Linked DNA regions of Homo sapiens: region 1 is linked to region 2. A link is a loop called in an ENCODE intact Hi-C map of the cell type or tissue named here. Cell type or tissue: prostate gland. All regions are shown on one strand. Each heading gives the region's core, and the rest is flanking DNA. Links, peaks and the distances in the headings are about the cores only.

The links. Hi-C counts contacts between places; a loop is a spot of excess contacts. Peaks named below come from ENCODE experiments on the same cell type or tissue, not always from the same donor. Only the 100,000 strongest peaks of a DNase experiment are listed, where the experiment ranks them.
Region 1: it touches region 2 in a loop (3-fold over the local background); 2 of 110 quality-filtered maps call a loop at or near these places.

The regions. Positions count from the first base shown.
Region 1 is chr22:47,229,524-47,236,894 of GRCh38, forward strand. No RefSeq gene overlaps it. Among named protein-coding and RNA genes, the nearest start is that of LINC01644, 250 kb to the right of the region's middle. In prostate gland, for the core only: no CTCF peak of the experiment used is centred there; no DNase peak of the experiment used is centred there.
Region 2 is chr22:47,288,857-47,296,227 of GRCh38, forward strand. No RefSeq gene overlaps it. Among named protein-coding and RNA genes, the nearest start is that of LINC01644, 190 kb to the right of the region's middle. In prostate gland, for the core only: no CTCF peak of the experiment used is centred there; a DNase peak (open chromatin) is centred at 3,855; H3K27ac peaks cover 1,496 bases.

The sequences.
Region 1 (7,371 bases), core at 1,057-6,056, 59 kb before region 2:
AATTGCAAGATGAAGAAGTTCTGGAGAGCTGTTTCTCAACCACGTGAATGTACTCACTGTCATTGAACTGTATATTTAAAATGGATAAGATGGCACTTCTTATGTGTTTTTTACAACAATAAAGATGATCACACATGTTAATATCAGCACTGATCACATCAGAAAGGCCTTTAAATATTGAGAAGCTGCTATTCACAATGGTGATCACGCATTTTCCAAAGCTCTAATTTTCACAAGAAAGTCACATTTTATTGACAACTACTGTCAGTTGTTTTCCTTGCAATGACAGGGTTACTTTATTTATTTATATATATATTTATTTATTTATTTTGTAGAGATGGAGTCTTGCTGTGTTGCCTAGGCTGGTCCTGAACGCCTGGGTTTCAACAATTCTCCTGCCTTGGCCTCGCAAAGCATTGGGATTACAGGTGTGAGCCATGGCGCCCAGCCACTTTGTTTATTTTTGAACGAAGAAAATATCTAATACCCAAATCTGTATAATCATATTTTGTCAGTTGTTCTTTCATGTACAAATTGTGTTCCATGAAAAAGGAGCTAGTCCAGCTCACCACTGAAACACGTGCACAAGAGCTTTTCCTGAAGGCAAGCATTGTGCTTCGTCTTGGAGCAGAATGCTTTCTATGTACCCCTCATCTTGACATGTAGAATGTTAAAAAGTTGTGTATTCAAGCACTGCAGTTTAACAAAATTAATAATTTTTACTGTCATCAAGGACATATTTTTTCCTCTTTTGGACAAGCATGTGGCCATGATGAGCGCCGTGACTGCCAGTGTGGCTTGCTGTCTCTGCCTTCGTTGTGTAAGTGTTGGGCCAGTTTCACCGGGCATTGCTCTGACACCGTCAATGTAAATGTCAGCACAGTGTTCCAGAATAAATCATGAGATTTTAAAAGCCATTCCACAGCCTGAATATTTCAACATCACTTGTGTTTGCTGTCAAGAAGTCACAGAAAAGACCTTCTTTGGTGATAAGTTAGTGCTGATGCCAGACCGATGCAAGTACATAGCAACTCTAGCTATGTCTAGAGTCTTCCATTTGTAAGGAAAAAGCACAATTCTGCCAACAAAATATTAACTCGATCTTCATGTTTGCAGCTCAGTATTTATTCAGTGAGTTACCATATCATTGGGAAGTGGCAATGCTGTGATTTCTTCCATTGACTTTTCAGCCAGCAGCCATGAGCGATGTCCACGTTCATGGCTATACTCTTCTCTTGGTTGTTGTACAGGCTTCTCCAGCCAGTGCGATGCGGCGACTCTGTAAGATGCTTCATTGGCTTTTTCATTTCTGCTTTGAAAAGCTGCAACAAACAATTTTTGGCTTCTAAAGCTCTCATCACATCCATGTTTAAAATATTTCATTCGTTTTTTCTTTAAACTCTGAAAGATTGCTCTCAAAGTGCTGCCGCTACTTAACTGAGAGCATAATACTCTTTGAAAATGTTCTGTTGCATAAGACACAATAAAGCAAATATCAACATCTATAAAGCCAAGGAAATAGCTCTTGTCATATTTTTGTTTTTTACTTACAGTTTCACCCAGTTTCCTTGGAGTAGATTCCTCCCTTTCATCATTTTAGCATTTTTAGACATTGATGGTGCAGATGGGGATTGAGAAAGTCTTTTGATCTTCCTTGTTAAGCCACCAACTCATCTTTAAGTATAAATAACATTATAAATAAATATTAATTTTAGAATAAAATATTAGATTTTATATGTTTTTGACAAAATTTAAACACTTGGAAAATGTTCAAAAAATAAAATACTATTGCAAAACAAGACAATAAAGAGAAACAGACTTGAGTTAAGGGAAAAGGAAAATCCTTCCAAGAACTGTTTAGAGCTGTCCCCAAATAGGGCAATTGTCCTTGGGAGGAGAGAATTGCCCATCAACAGAGGTAATCAAGTATTAGCTGGATAACAACAGGCTGGGTTACCGTGGAGGAAACTTATCACCCATTGGGAACTTGCACTCAGTAACTGAAGGTTCCCCAGCTTAGTGGTCTATATTCTGTGCCCTGCATACCCCTGCTCCCCTGAGGTCTCCAGCAGCCCCCAACCCCCACACCCCATTTTCAAATCCAGTTCCTTCCCCATGGCTTCTCACTGCTCAGCCTTTTTGCATCCTTGAGGGCTTGGCACACATGCTCCATCTTGGTGCCTCCTCCTCCCCTGGCTTCCATGACACTAAGCATCCTGGATTCTCCCACTACCCCAACCACCAAGCTCTGTCACCTCCATCTTCATCCCTCGAAGCTATAGGACTTAGTCAAGCCTGGTCCCAAGCCCTTCTCCTTGTTCCTACCCCCATTCTTCTGGGGGCCTCACTCCTTGTCTCAGCTTCGTGTTGGAGCTTTCTCTGCAGCTGCAAAGAAATGAGAGGCCATGTCTTCACAGTCACGGATTCTGAAACCCAACTGGGAGACGAAAGATGCCAGGAGGGAGAAGGGAGAGCCTTCAGAGCACACTGTGCCAACCAGAGAGAGCTGCGCTGTGATGATTACAATGCCACCTCCTCCTGAGTCCCTGCCAGTGCCATCCACGGGCCAGGGCTTTTACCTCGTTAATCCTCTCAACAACCCCAGAAGGTCATGCTCCACTATCTTTGTGGAGCTAAGAAAATGAAGATTCCAGATAGACGATGAAATGTGTCCCCCATCTCCTAGATGGAAAGAGGTAAAGCCAGGACTCCAGCCAGGGCTCTTCTCCCCTAGAGGCCTGTGCTGTTAACCTTCACGTGTCTCCTTAGGGAAATCCTCTGTTCTCCAGGTGGAGAGGCCAATGGGGGCAGAGGAGAAGGTCAGGAGGAGTTCACGGGAGGGAAACCCGGCAGTCAAGGCAGATAAGACATGGCGTGGGATCACACCTTTGGGGTCAGAATCCCATCCCACTGTTTAGTTGCTGCCCATGAGGGGTGGGTTTCATCTCTTCTCCTGTCCCTTGCATATGCAATGGGGTTTGGTGTCCCCACCTCACAGGGCTGTTGTGGGAGTTAAACAGCATGATATGTGTGAAGGAATTGCCCCCAGCTTGGCAGGGCAGGCCCACAGCTTGTGCCGTTCCCTTCTGCCTCGGAATGTTTTTCTCTCGGAACATGGTCTTCCTTTACAGGATTGGAGCACCCTGCATATAAATGACAGCCAACATGGGATTTCTCTTGCTTTAGCAGAGAGAAAAAATAGCCTTCAATTACTCAGTGTGCATTTCCATTCAAAATGCTTGGTTGCTATAGCAAAGATCATCGACCCAGAACTCGGGCACACATGCTGGATGGCAGCTTCTCCTGGGGCACGATGACAGCTCTGGTATCGACAGACCCACCGGGGGCTGTTCTGGGCCAGGGCCAGAGCTGACCAAAGAGGCTCCGTGGGCAGGCACAGTCAGAGGCTGAATCAAGAAGGGAGCCCAAGGCACTGGTCTACAGAACCACTGCATTCCTCCAACCCAGCTGCATCCTGGGGAATGGGCCCTAGGCATCTGATCTTCCTGATGCATCTACTGCCCCCAACATTTCCACTGGTGGTAGGGTAGTGATAGTCGCAGGAGGCAATCAAATGCCTCAGTAGATAGGGGTGGGTTCCTGGTGAAACCCCACCTTCAAACCAAAGGCAGTTTAAAGCCTGAAGGCCAAGCTACAAGTCTCAGATAAATCCACGGACTGGCTTGAGAACCTCTCTTCCCATTTGGCGCACTTTCCTCTGATTGATCCCCACCCTTCACCTATTTTACATATACCTACCCTTCCCTAATTGGTTTTTTACACTGTCTTGCCCACCTTTGAATGTTGCCTTTGTTTTAGCCATTTTTGAATACTCACAAACCAATCAGCACACACTCCCCCATTCTGAGCCCATAAAAAGCTCTGGACCCAGTCACACTGGGAGAGAAACCACCCAACTTTGGGTGGGGTACCATGCTCACATCCTCTCTCCACTGAGAGCTGGCTCATCACTTAATAAAACTCATCTCCACCCTTCTCAATTTTTGATTGTCAGCATAATCTCATTCTTCTTGGACATGGGACAAGAACTCAGGACCCCACCGAATGTGGGTATGAAGAAGGCAGTAACAATGTAGCCCTCTGCCCCACCATCGGTGCTTGGCAGCTGCCCCATATGATGGAAAGCAGTGGTGGGGCTGGGCCAGCCCCAGAGCCACAGGCTGGAGTGGGGCAATGGGACTGACAGAGCTGTTAACATGCCCCCATTCGTTGGGCTGCAGTGGGACTAAAAGAGCTATTAGCACCCTGTAACACCCCTCTGAGGCTTCAGGGTCATGGGCTTCCCTGCTTGGGTGCCACCGCCTTCTGCTTGTCTGGACACTAGAGTCCACCATGGGAGTTGCTTGCAACATGCCTGGTCCAGCCACAAGCCTTGTACAGGGCCCGCTCCTGTGCCAGTGCTTGGAGTGGCCAGCCAGACCCCACACTCACTCGTCCATACACCTCCTCCTGCCAGGGGCTGAGTGTGCAGTCATGGAGGCCGTGGGATCTGCACTGGAGTGCAAGCCAAGTATGGCCCAATGGGCCAAGTGGGTGGGGCACCTCCTGTGGCAAGCCTGGGGCTGAGTGAGGCCTGGGCATGGGCATCGCCAGCTGGAGGTCTCCAGCATTCAAAGTGGCCAAGAAAAATCCTGCGTCAGTAGGGGATAGGGAGGTTGGTTGCTGAACAGAGAGTGGATTCACTATTTTTCCTTAAAAGGAAGAAGTCAAAAGAACAGCTCATTCTTGTCTTTGACCTGTAGAGACTTGTAAACTAAAAAACAATTTTAATAACTGTATTAGTCTGTTCTCACACTGCTATGAAGAAATACCCAAGACTGGGTAATTTATGAAGAAAAGAGGTTTAATTGACTTACAGTTCTGCATGGCTTGGGAGGCCTCAGGAAACTTACAATCATGGCAGAAGGCACCTCTTCACAGGGCAGCAGAAGAGAGAAGTACTAAGCAAAGGGGGAAAAGCTCCTTATAAAACCATCAGATCTCATGAGAACTCACTATTTCAAGAACAGCATAAGGATGACCAGCCTCATGATTCAATTACCTCCTGCCAGGTCCCTCCCACAACACGTATGGGTTATGGGAACTACAATTCAAGATGTGATTTGGGTGGGGACACAGCCAAACCTTATCAGCAACATAAAGGTAATCTCTTATAGAATGAAAAAAAGCCCACAGGATTCATACTTTAAAAATCACTGGTTAGGAATAAAACCCCCAAATGACCATATTCATACTCACATAAATTTTTTTTTTAGGAAAAAGAAGGAGCACAAAAAATAAGCACAAAACCTAAAAAGCATAAAGCAAAGGTTTAGAAGATCAACCATATCAATTTGGGTCATAAATAAATAAGCTTAATTTTTTTACTCAGAAAAAATACTTTCAAATTGGGCTTAAAAATAATAACCTACATATACACCTATTGTCCACTGAAGCATCCACCCATCCATCCGTCTATCCAGGAATCTGACCATCTATTTACCCATCAACCCACCCATCCATCCACCCATCCATTCATCCATGAATCTGCCCATCTGTCCACCCATCACCTAGTCATCCGTCCATGCATCCATCTATGTATCCATCCATCCATCCATGTATCCATCCATCCATCCACTAACCCACCTAGCCATGAATGAATCTATTCATCCATCTATCTGTCCATCTGTCCATCTATCCATCCATTCATTCTCCCATCCTCAAATCTCTCTCCCACCTCTCCATTCGTGTATCCATCCACCCATCATATATACATGCAGGCATGCACACATCCATCCATCTATCCAATCATTACTTCATTAAACACTTTCTGAGCATCCCTTTGTGCCAAGTCCTGGGATTCAGAGATGGTTCTGCTGTGGTTTTCACCCTCGAGTCTTTCAGTGCATACTTGGTGGATACCTATTTGTAAACAGAGACATTAGCAAAATCTAGTCAGTGTAGTGGGGGGTCCAATGGAGGTCATGTCTGCTGGAGAATCAGGAGGGCTTCCCAGAAGAGGTGACTTGTGTAAGGTGAGACTTAAGAAATGATTGAATGCTGATCTGTGAACACAGGGGATGGGGACGAGGGCCTCCTTTACCAGAGGGAAGAGAATCCATGCACATTTTTGGCATGGAGTGTGGCAGGAACTGATATGGGCAGGGATAGCCAAAGACAAAACGGAAAAGGTTGAGGCTGAGAGACAGGTCCTGGGGGTCACTGAGTTTCAGGCTGAACAGCTTGCACTTCATCTCATTCACAGTGGGGACCTGATCGCATTTGCCTTTTAGAAATCTCATTGGATGGCTCACGCCTGTAATCCCAGCACTTTGGGAGGCCGAGGCAGGCGGATCACGAGGTCAGGAAATCGAGACCATCCTGGCTAACATGATGAAACCCTGCCTCTACTAAAAATACAAAAAATTAGCCTAGCATGTTGGTGGGCGCCTGTGGTCTCAGCTACTCGGGAGGCTGAGGCAGGAGAATGGCGTGAACCTGGGAGGTGGAGCTTGCAGTGAGCTGAGATCGTGCCATTGCGCTACAGCCTGGGTGACAGAGTGAGACTCCGTCTCAAAAAAAAAAAAAAAAAAAAAAAAAGAAATCTCACTGGAATAGTGACAATGTGAAATGTGAAGGATGGACTGGGGGAGGCAAATCTGGAGCCTTGGAGCTAGACAGGAGGTGGCTGCAATCATCCAGATGAGAGATGGTGGGGCCTGGGTCATGGCTTGGCAGTAAAGGTGTCAAATCCTCAGCATGTTGGGAAGACACACCTGGAAAAGCCTGGGAACATATGGGTCAGGTAGTTACTATGGAAACATCAGATGTACCAGGTTAGCGTGGAGTAGACTAAAATTGCCTTGGGTTTTATAGGCATGAAGGTGGAGCTGGGTTGCTCTAAATGAATATTGCCAGTGAGACATGTGTCACCACTTTCCTTTGAGTGACACTTTGCTCAGAGAAGGCCATTGGGTCAGGGATGAGCAGAGAGGGAGCAGCCCTTTCATTCTGAGGGCGGGATGGGAAGGCACTGAGTTCATTAAGGCTGCTTAGGTCAATTAGTCCAATGGTGCAAATGACCTCAAATTCATCTGCAATGCAGCAGTTACTTGGCAGCAGAAATGTGTGACAAGGATTGAGAGCAGAAGCATATCTAAATTCCAGCACAAGAGGATCCACTTCAAAGCACCTATTGCAAACTGCTCATCTGATGAATGAAAAAGTGGCATCAATGATACAATAATGATCATGGTAATGGTGGTGATTTAATGATGATGGTGATGGTAGTGGTGGTGATGATGATGATGTGACAATGACAATGATAGTGATGATGATAATGATGACAACGATGATAATGGGATAATGATG
Region 2 (7,371 bases), core at 1,185-6,184:
AACCCGGAGCTGGCCTGTCTGGTCTTTTGTCTGGGCCACTCAGCCTTGCTCTTGGGTTCTGTGACCCACCCAGTGTCTTCCAATAAATGTCCTTCTTTGCCGGGCTTAGCACTCAGCTCTGCTGCTTATGCGCATGTTTACTCCTTCCGCCCGGGAGGACTCTGCTCTGATGGCGCTCACACTCTTTGAGGGAAACAGACAACATGAGAGAGAGAGTGAGCGCACAGGCTGACCTCGTGAGGTCAAGTGTTGAATGAGGACAATCAGGGAGACTGGCAGGTGGGGGTGGAAAAGTGGGGTGGGAGGAGCACCTCCAATGGGGTGGTGAGGGAAGGTAGGGGGCAGAAGGTGCATCCAGAAATGATACCTGGAGAAGTTATTGTAACATGGGAATGTGCAGGAACAGCTCAAGGGTTAGTTGTGGAAAAGTGTGGTCATTCATGACACAAACTGATTCCTGATGTTGAGCTAACCCTCTGGGCACTGGCAGGTGAATGCTCCTGAAGGCTGTCAGGGGCAGCCCCTCATCCAGCCTGACCACCCCCGAGGCCCGAGAGGCACTCGGTGTGCTGGGGAGGGCAGCTGACTGGGCTGACTGGCCATCTGGCATGGGGTCCAGCCTTGTCCCCTGGCAAGCAGGAGATAGGGTCTGTGGCCAAGAGATCAGCTCTGGCCATGCCTGCAGGTGGCTGATGATACCCTCTGGGCTGTGGGCTGGTCTGGTGGGCTCAGGACTGGCAGAGGCTGGGCTTGGAGCTGAAGTGGGGAAGGTAGGGGGACAGGCCCATCCTCTGCCCCATGTTCCGAATTCCCTGTGTTGGGAACAGCAGGAGGCGCATGAGAGAGCAGCCCCGATGCCCCCAGGCTGTCGGGCACCCTGCTGGAATCCGGAGGTCACCCAAGCAGGAACCTGCTGTTTCTGGGTTCATGCCCCCATGTGAGAGCCACACCGTGCAGGGACCAGGAAGAGCCTGGAAGTTGTCTGACCTGGCTACCTCTGGCCAGACCCATCTGGGCCCCCCGCATGCATGAGCACATCTGGAAGGGGAGCAACAAAAACGTCAACAAGTGCAACAGCTGGAGCTAAACAAGTATGTCAATTGTATGTTGAAAGGATGCACGAGAGAAATTTTTAATACACAGCACTCAGGGAAGGAAAAGCTGTCGCTTTGCTCCATTAATTCCCACAATTAACGACAGCAAATCTGTCCCTATCTTTATCTCCAGACTTGACCAGAAAGCTATTTTCTTAAAGACGTTATTTCCCAATTACGGAAGTAAGATGTCCCCCTTACAGGTAAGTTCATAAAGTGCAGAAAAGTTTACCGGCGACGGTTCCATATTGTGAGCGTTCGTGCCAAGGCAAAGATCTTGGGAAGCACAGTAGCTGCCTTCATCACTGGCTTCTCATGAAAACCACGAGGAGGGTATTATTATTCCCCAATTTCAGATGGGAAAGCTGAGGTCCAGGTGAATTAATAACTCTCCCGGCCAGGTGCGGTGGCTCACGCCTGTAATCCCAGCACTTTGGGAGGCCGAGGTGGGCAGATCACGAGGTCAGGAGGTCAAGACCATCCTGGTTAACACGGTGAAACCCGGTCTCTACTAAAAATACAAAAAATTAGCTGGGCGTGGTGGCGGGCGCCTGTAGTCCCAGCTACTCCGGAGGCCGAGGCGGGAGAATGACACGAACCTGGTAGGCGGAGCTTGCAGTGAGCCGAGATCACACCACTGCACTCCAGCCTGGGCGACAGAGCAAGACTCCGTCTCAAAAAAAAAAAAAAAAAAAAAAAAGGAAAATAGCTCTCCCAAGGTTGCAGATTCGGTCACGGGTGGAGCCAGGAAGCAAATCCAGGCCTCATCACGACAAATCTTGATTCTGACGTGTGAAGAGAGATGGTTACTGCCAGCCACGCCAGCCTCGCCAGCCTCGGGCTAACCTGCCCCAACCCTGGAGGATCCCTTCTACTCACCCAGCACAGCTGCAGCCAGGTAGAGCCAGCCATGTGCTAATTCCAGCTCTGAGTCCAGCCAGGCTGCCTGGTGGGGGAGACCTACTTTCTCCTTAGCCCCAACGCCTGCGCCTGTGAAGCGTGGTCCACACTGGATTCATCTTCTGGGGTTGCTGTGAGAATTGCGTGAGAATAAGTGTAGGTGCCCTGGCCCCCAGAGCCGCCCCCAGCGCAGATGAGCTTTTACGGGGACGACATAGGTTTCTGTTTCTCTGTCCTTGTGGTAATACTGGCAAATAATTTTGACACACCCTATTTAATCTCAAATGAAAGATGAAGGCTGGCTGCTTCTCTGCCCACCACCTCTCCAGGACTCACCTGTGGTCCTGGAATGAGGCCGCCCTTGCTTGGGCCGCTGCCCAGCAGGCAGAGGTGCCCAGCACAGAGGCCTCTGCACACCCAGACATGGCCCAGGTTCTGATAGCCTGGCCAAGATCCACACAGCCCCCTGGGATGGGAACGACACTGGCCAAGCTGCGCGATTCCCCAGGAGGAGGAACGGGGTATTTTTTAAAATGGATACATAATAATTGTACATATCTATGGGGTGCGGAGTGATGTTTCCGCACATACAATGTGTAGTGATCAAATCGGGATGATTAGCACTTCCATCATTGAACATTTCTTTGTGTTCAGAACATTCGAAATCCTCCCTTCTAGCTTTCTGCGCACATGTCATGGTTTTGTCCGTTGCTGTCTTCCCCACAGGGGGACAGTGCATGGTGCGAGGTTTGCCTTCAGAGAAGTGAATCTCTGGGAAAACTTCCTGGAGAAGATGGCATCTGTGCTGGATCTCAGGAACCCGGGGTGACTTCAGCAGGGGACAGTGCTACGGAGAAGGTCTCCTGCAGAGGGCTGGGGAAGCCAGGGCCTAAGCTGGGGGGTCCTGGGCATGTCCAAGGCCTGGCGGGGCCCAGGGAAGGTGGCTTGTGCCCTCACAACGGAGGGCCTTGAATGCAGTGGGGGGTTCCCTCAAGTACCTTTGGCCGATCACCACTCTTGCTTTGGAGGGAAAATGCAGAGTGTGCTCGCGTGATTCTGCACGGGAAGCTTCATTTTCAGTATGGGTGATTTGGGCATGGGATGAGGACCCCGTAGGGGATCCCTTCCTTAGCCGCAGGAGAGGAGCAAGGCTAGGAGGGAGGGGCTGGAAGCAGAGAGACCTGACGCCTGGATTCAGGCATCAGGGAGGGTATGGCCAGCTCTGTTCAGAGATAGCTCACCTGGGTGAACTCGAGGCTGGTGGGGACCTTAGGAGGGACAGGAGGCCACCTTAGGGGGAGGGTGCTGTATTTGGACTGATCAATTCCTCAACCCATGAGTATTGAGTACCTCCTCTGGGCCCCATTCTGTGAGACCGGGTGTGGCCTTCTGGTTGACCCATCTCAGAAGCATTTTGCAAAGGTGGATGGATGCTCCTAGCCCCACAAGCTCTGGCCCTGGCATCTCTGTGGGTGCCAGGATGCAGAGGTGGGCTGCAGAGGCCCAGACTCTGCGGAAGTGCCCTCGCCTGTTGAGTGGAGCTGTTTCAGCCTAAGTGCCCTCCACCACTCGGAATGTGGATTAGCTCTGGAGAACTCATCTGAAATAGATATTTCTCTCCACCGCTGGAGGGATTTATTGGCAACACTAGCCATCTATTAGCATTATCTGGGGACTCTGCACTGGTGAGAATAGATACTATAAATCTTAGTTGTATAAAAACCCAGGAGCTAGAAGGCTTTAGTGGACGGCAAATAGAAAAGTCCAATGAGTTCAGACCTGTTTATTTTACTTAGAGGGAAAGAACATTCCGTACCCAGCCAGGCAGGAAATGGGTTTTGGGGACGGCCACTTAGCCCAGCTGTTGGCCCTGAAACTGTGGGAGTAATCTCTGCCTGCAATTAGAGCAGGAGGCTCAAAGGACCGTGTTTGGGAGCCAGTGATGGAGTCCTGCGGAGAAGTGAGGCCTGGAACTTCAGGCGGCGGCTGTGGGGCCTCACGGGAAGGAGACTCTGCGGGCAGGCTGTGCGCTCAGCTCTCAGCCACCCGGTGCCTCGGATGGAGAGGACTGTGTGTCCTGGTTGCCTGGGACAGTCCCATGATGCCAGTCACCCTGGCATAATTAGCCATCGCTCCCTCTTTCTCTAAGTGTTGTGGCGTGGATGAGAAATTGTGATATTTACCAGTTCCATCTCTGACTGTCCATTGCTCCGCCTGCAATGGTAGATGATTCTGCTGCCCAGCTTGTCATCCTGGTCTTGGGGGGGCTCCGAGGAGTCCTCTCTGAGCACGAGCTTTGGGAGTTGGACCCTCTCCACTCTGTCCCTAAGCAGGACCATATGAACCCCTCCCCTCTGTGGGACATAGAAGGAGCAGAGGTTCAGGGTGTGGGTGCCAGACCCAGTCCTGCTGCCTGCTAGCTGCTCACCTGTCACCTCGGGCAAGCTCTTCACTGCTCTGAGCCTTAGCTTTCTGATCTGCAAAATGGACAGGATATGAGTTCCTATGCATGACAAGCAGAATTTCTAAACATGGACCTTGTATTATCTTCTTTTGGCTGCTGTTGCAAAATACCCCAAACAACCGAAATGTATCCTCTTATAGTTTTGGAGGCCAGAAGTCGGAAATCAAGGTGTTGTCAGGGCCACGCCCCCTCCGCAGGCTCTAGGGGAGAAGCTGTTCCCTGTCCCCTTCATCTCCGGGGTTGTGGGCAGTGCGTGGTGCTCCTTGGCTTGTAGGTACATCGCTCTGATCTTGGCCTCCGTCACCACGTGGCCTTCTGCCTGTGTCTCTGTCTGTGTGTCTCTTCTTGTAAGGACATCAGTCACACTGAATGAAGGATCCACCTACTCCAGTGTGACCTCATTTTAACTAATTATATCGGCAATGACCTGTTTCCAAATGAGATCGCATTCTGAAGTTCTGGGAAGGACATGCATTTTGAGGGAACAGGTCAACCCAGTACAGCACCCTGAGGATGTTCTGTGCTAATCCCTGGAGCTGACGAAGATGAGATGTCATTCCCGGGCATATGTTCTGCTTATGCCCAGTCGACTTCATGGTAGGGAGACTAGCTGGGTGGGTCTGGTTTAATCAGGTGATGCCTTTAAAAAGCAGAGGATGTGCCCTCGTGGAAGGAGGAAGAGGAAGTCAGAGGGATTGGAAGCATGAGGTTCAATGTGCCGTTGAGAGTGTGAGGCTGGAAAAGGCCACATGGTGAGGAGTGTGACTGCCTCCAGGGGCACGGTGGCCCCAGCTGACAGCTGCCTAGGAACAGAGACCTCAGTCCAACAACTGTAAGGACTTGAGTGAGCTCAGAAGCACATTTCTCTCCAGAGCATCCAGACGGGACTCCACTGGGCTGGCACTTGCATTTTGGTCTTGGGAGAGAACCCGGCCACACCCTGCTGGACTTCTGACCTACAGAACTGGGAGCCAATAAACTGGTGGTCATTTGTTATGCATTACTCATGGGCTGGCTGGAAGGGTGATGAGTTACCTCAAGCAGAGTTGCGACCCTGGCTGGGAGCCGAGCCTGCATTATGACTGACCTCATGAGATTATTGTTGCTACAGACTCAGAGGACACCACATGGGCACCCAGAGAGTCACTTTGGGCCCATCCTGTCCTGGGTATGGACAAGAAACGCCCCTTGCTCGTGAACTTGACCCGTTTTCCTGTCTCCCCTGGATTCCTTCCTCAACACCGAACCCCGAACACTCCTTGTGTCTCCCAAAATCCAGGCTCCCCATTGCCCTAGGGGTGAAGCTCATCCCTGGACTGGCATCCTTGGTCTTCCTGAGCACCCTTCTGTTCCCATGCCCTTGTCTCTCTTGGCCCCAGTGCCCTCCATCCAGCCACAAGAAACACGGGCCCTGCCCCATAGCCTCAGCCTCCCTCTCGCTCAGCTCACCATTCCCCTCTCCAGGAGCGACCTGCCTGCAGCCTCTCTGGGCCACTGCCTCCCTTTTCGTGGTTCTCCCTCGTCTGGATGCCCCAGGGTGGCTGGAGACTGTGCCACATCCTCTTACTGCCCAGCAAGAGCCCAGGGTAGGCAGTGCCCAGAGCTTAGCCCATCCATCAGCTCTTCTGCTCTAGGACTTTGCATCTTGAGTGGTTGGGGGCAGGCGTGGAAGAAATGGGTGAGCTTTGTCTTTTCATTTATTTCCTGCACAATCCCCAAGGCCTGGGACGGTGCTTGGTCCAGGGTAGGGACACAGTGAGTCTTGGCTGAAAACAGCGTGGTTAATTTCAGCAGTGGTCCTGGGTGAGGTGGTTGAATGGCTCTTGCTGCTGGCCCCACCTCCTTGAGAGCCTCCTCAGCCCCAGATCCACTTCCTTGGCCTTACTTCTGTCCTGTGACCCAAATGTCCTTCAGTAAGCTCCTTCTTTGTTTGCAGCAGTCGGAGTTAGTTTCTGGTGATTGCAGTCGGCCCCCAGCAGATCCCCAGGAGTGAGGGCCCCATGGACCCGGCATCTGGACACAGGAATACCCGAGAAACTCGAGCTGAAAGATCAAAGACAGGAAAGGTGGGCAAAGGCCATTGAGGGACTGCCTCCCTCAGTGAGGGGCTGTGACTAGCCCAGAGCCCCCAGCTGGGAAGGAGCAGGGTCCAAAGTGAGCTCAGGGCCAGTGCCTGTGCAGCAGCTGTCCACACAGAGGGTGCCCACTGCCCGAGCGCCTGGAAGAGCGGGCTCTGCATTCGCTTTTACCCGAGACCAGAGGAGAGCCCTCGGTGGTGCTCTGTGGCTACACACCTGCATTTTGGTCACACTTTCGGGTCTTTGTGGCCTCACATCCTCTCTCTAACGTGTGCTGAGTGGCAGGGCTTGAGTGGGGGGGCCCATGGGGAGGCCCCGCTGGGTAGCAGCACTGTTCCTGTCGATAGCGGCTGGAGGGGTATTGATCCCACTCATAAGCACACAGGAGCCCACTCGGGCCCAGAGTCACATGGGGTGTTCAATACCCCTTCCCGCTAATGAGCAGCAGCTTCACCTGCTCGAAGCCTGGAGATGGGGCTCTGCTCCGTGGACGCTCTGTGCAGATCCAGCCTCACGGCTTCACAACTTCACAACTTCATAGGTCACTTCAACACCCTCCTCCTTAAAGAGCAACACAGCAGGCTGGGTGCCTTGGAGCCGATTCTGAATTACTGTCCTTCAGAAATGTCAGAAAAGGATCCTTCCAAAACTCCTAGGACTTGCTAGAGACCCAGAAAATAGAACAGAGTTGTGTTGCCCCTCCCAGCCCTGGGTCCTTCCCTTCGCTCTTTCTCTCTCTGAGATGCAGACGTGAAGCAAGCCTCAGGACCTGAGACACAGCGCTGAGCCTGGGGCTGCTCCTTGGTGTGTGATCCCGATCGAGGCGCCATCCCTC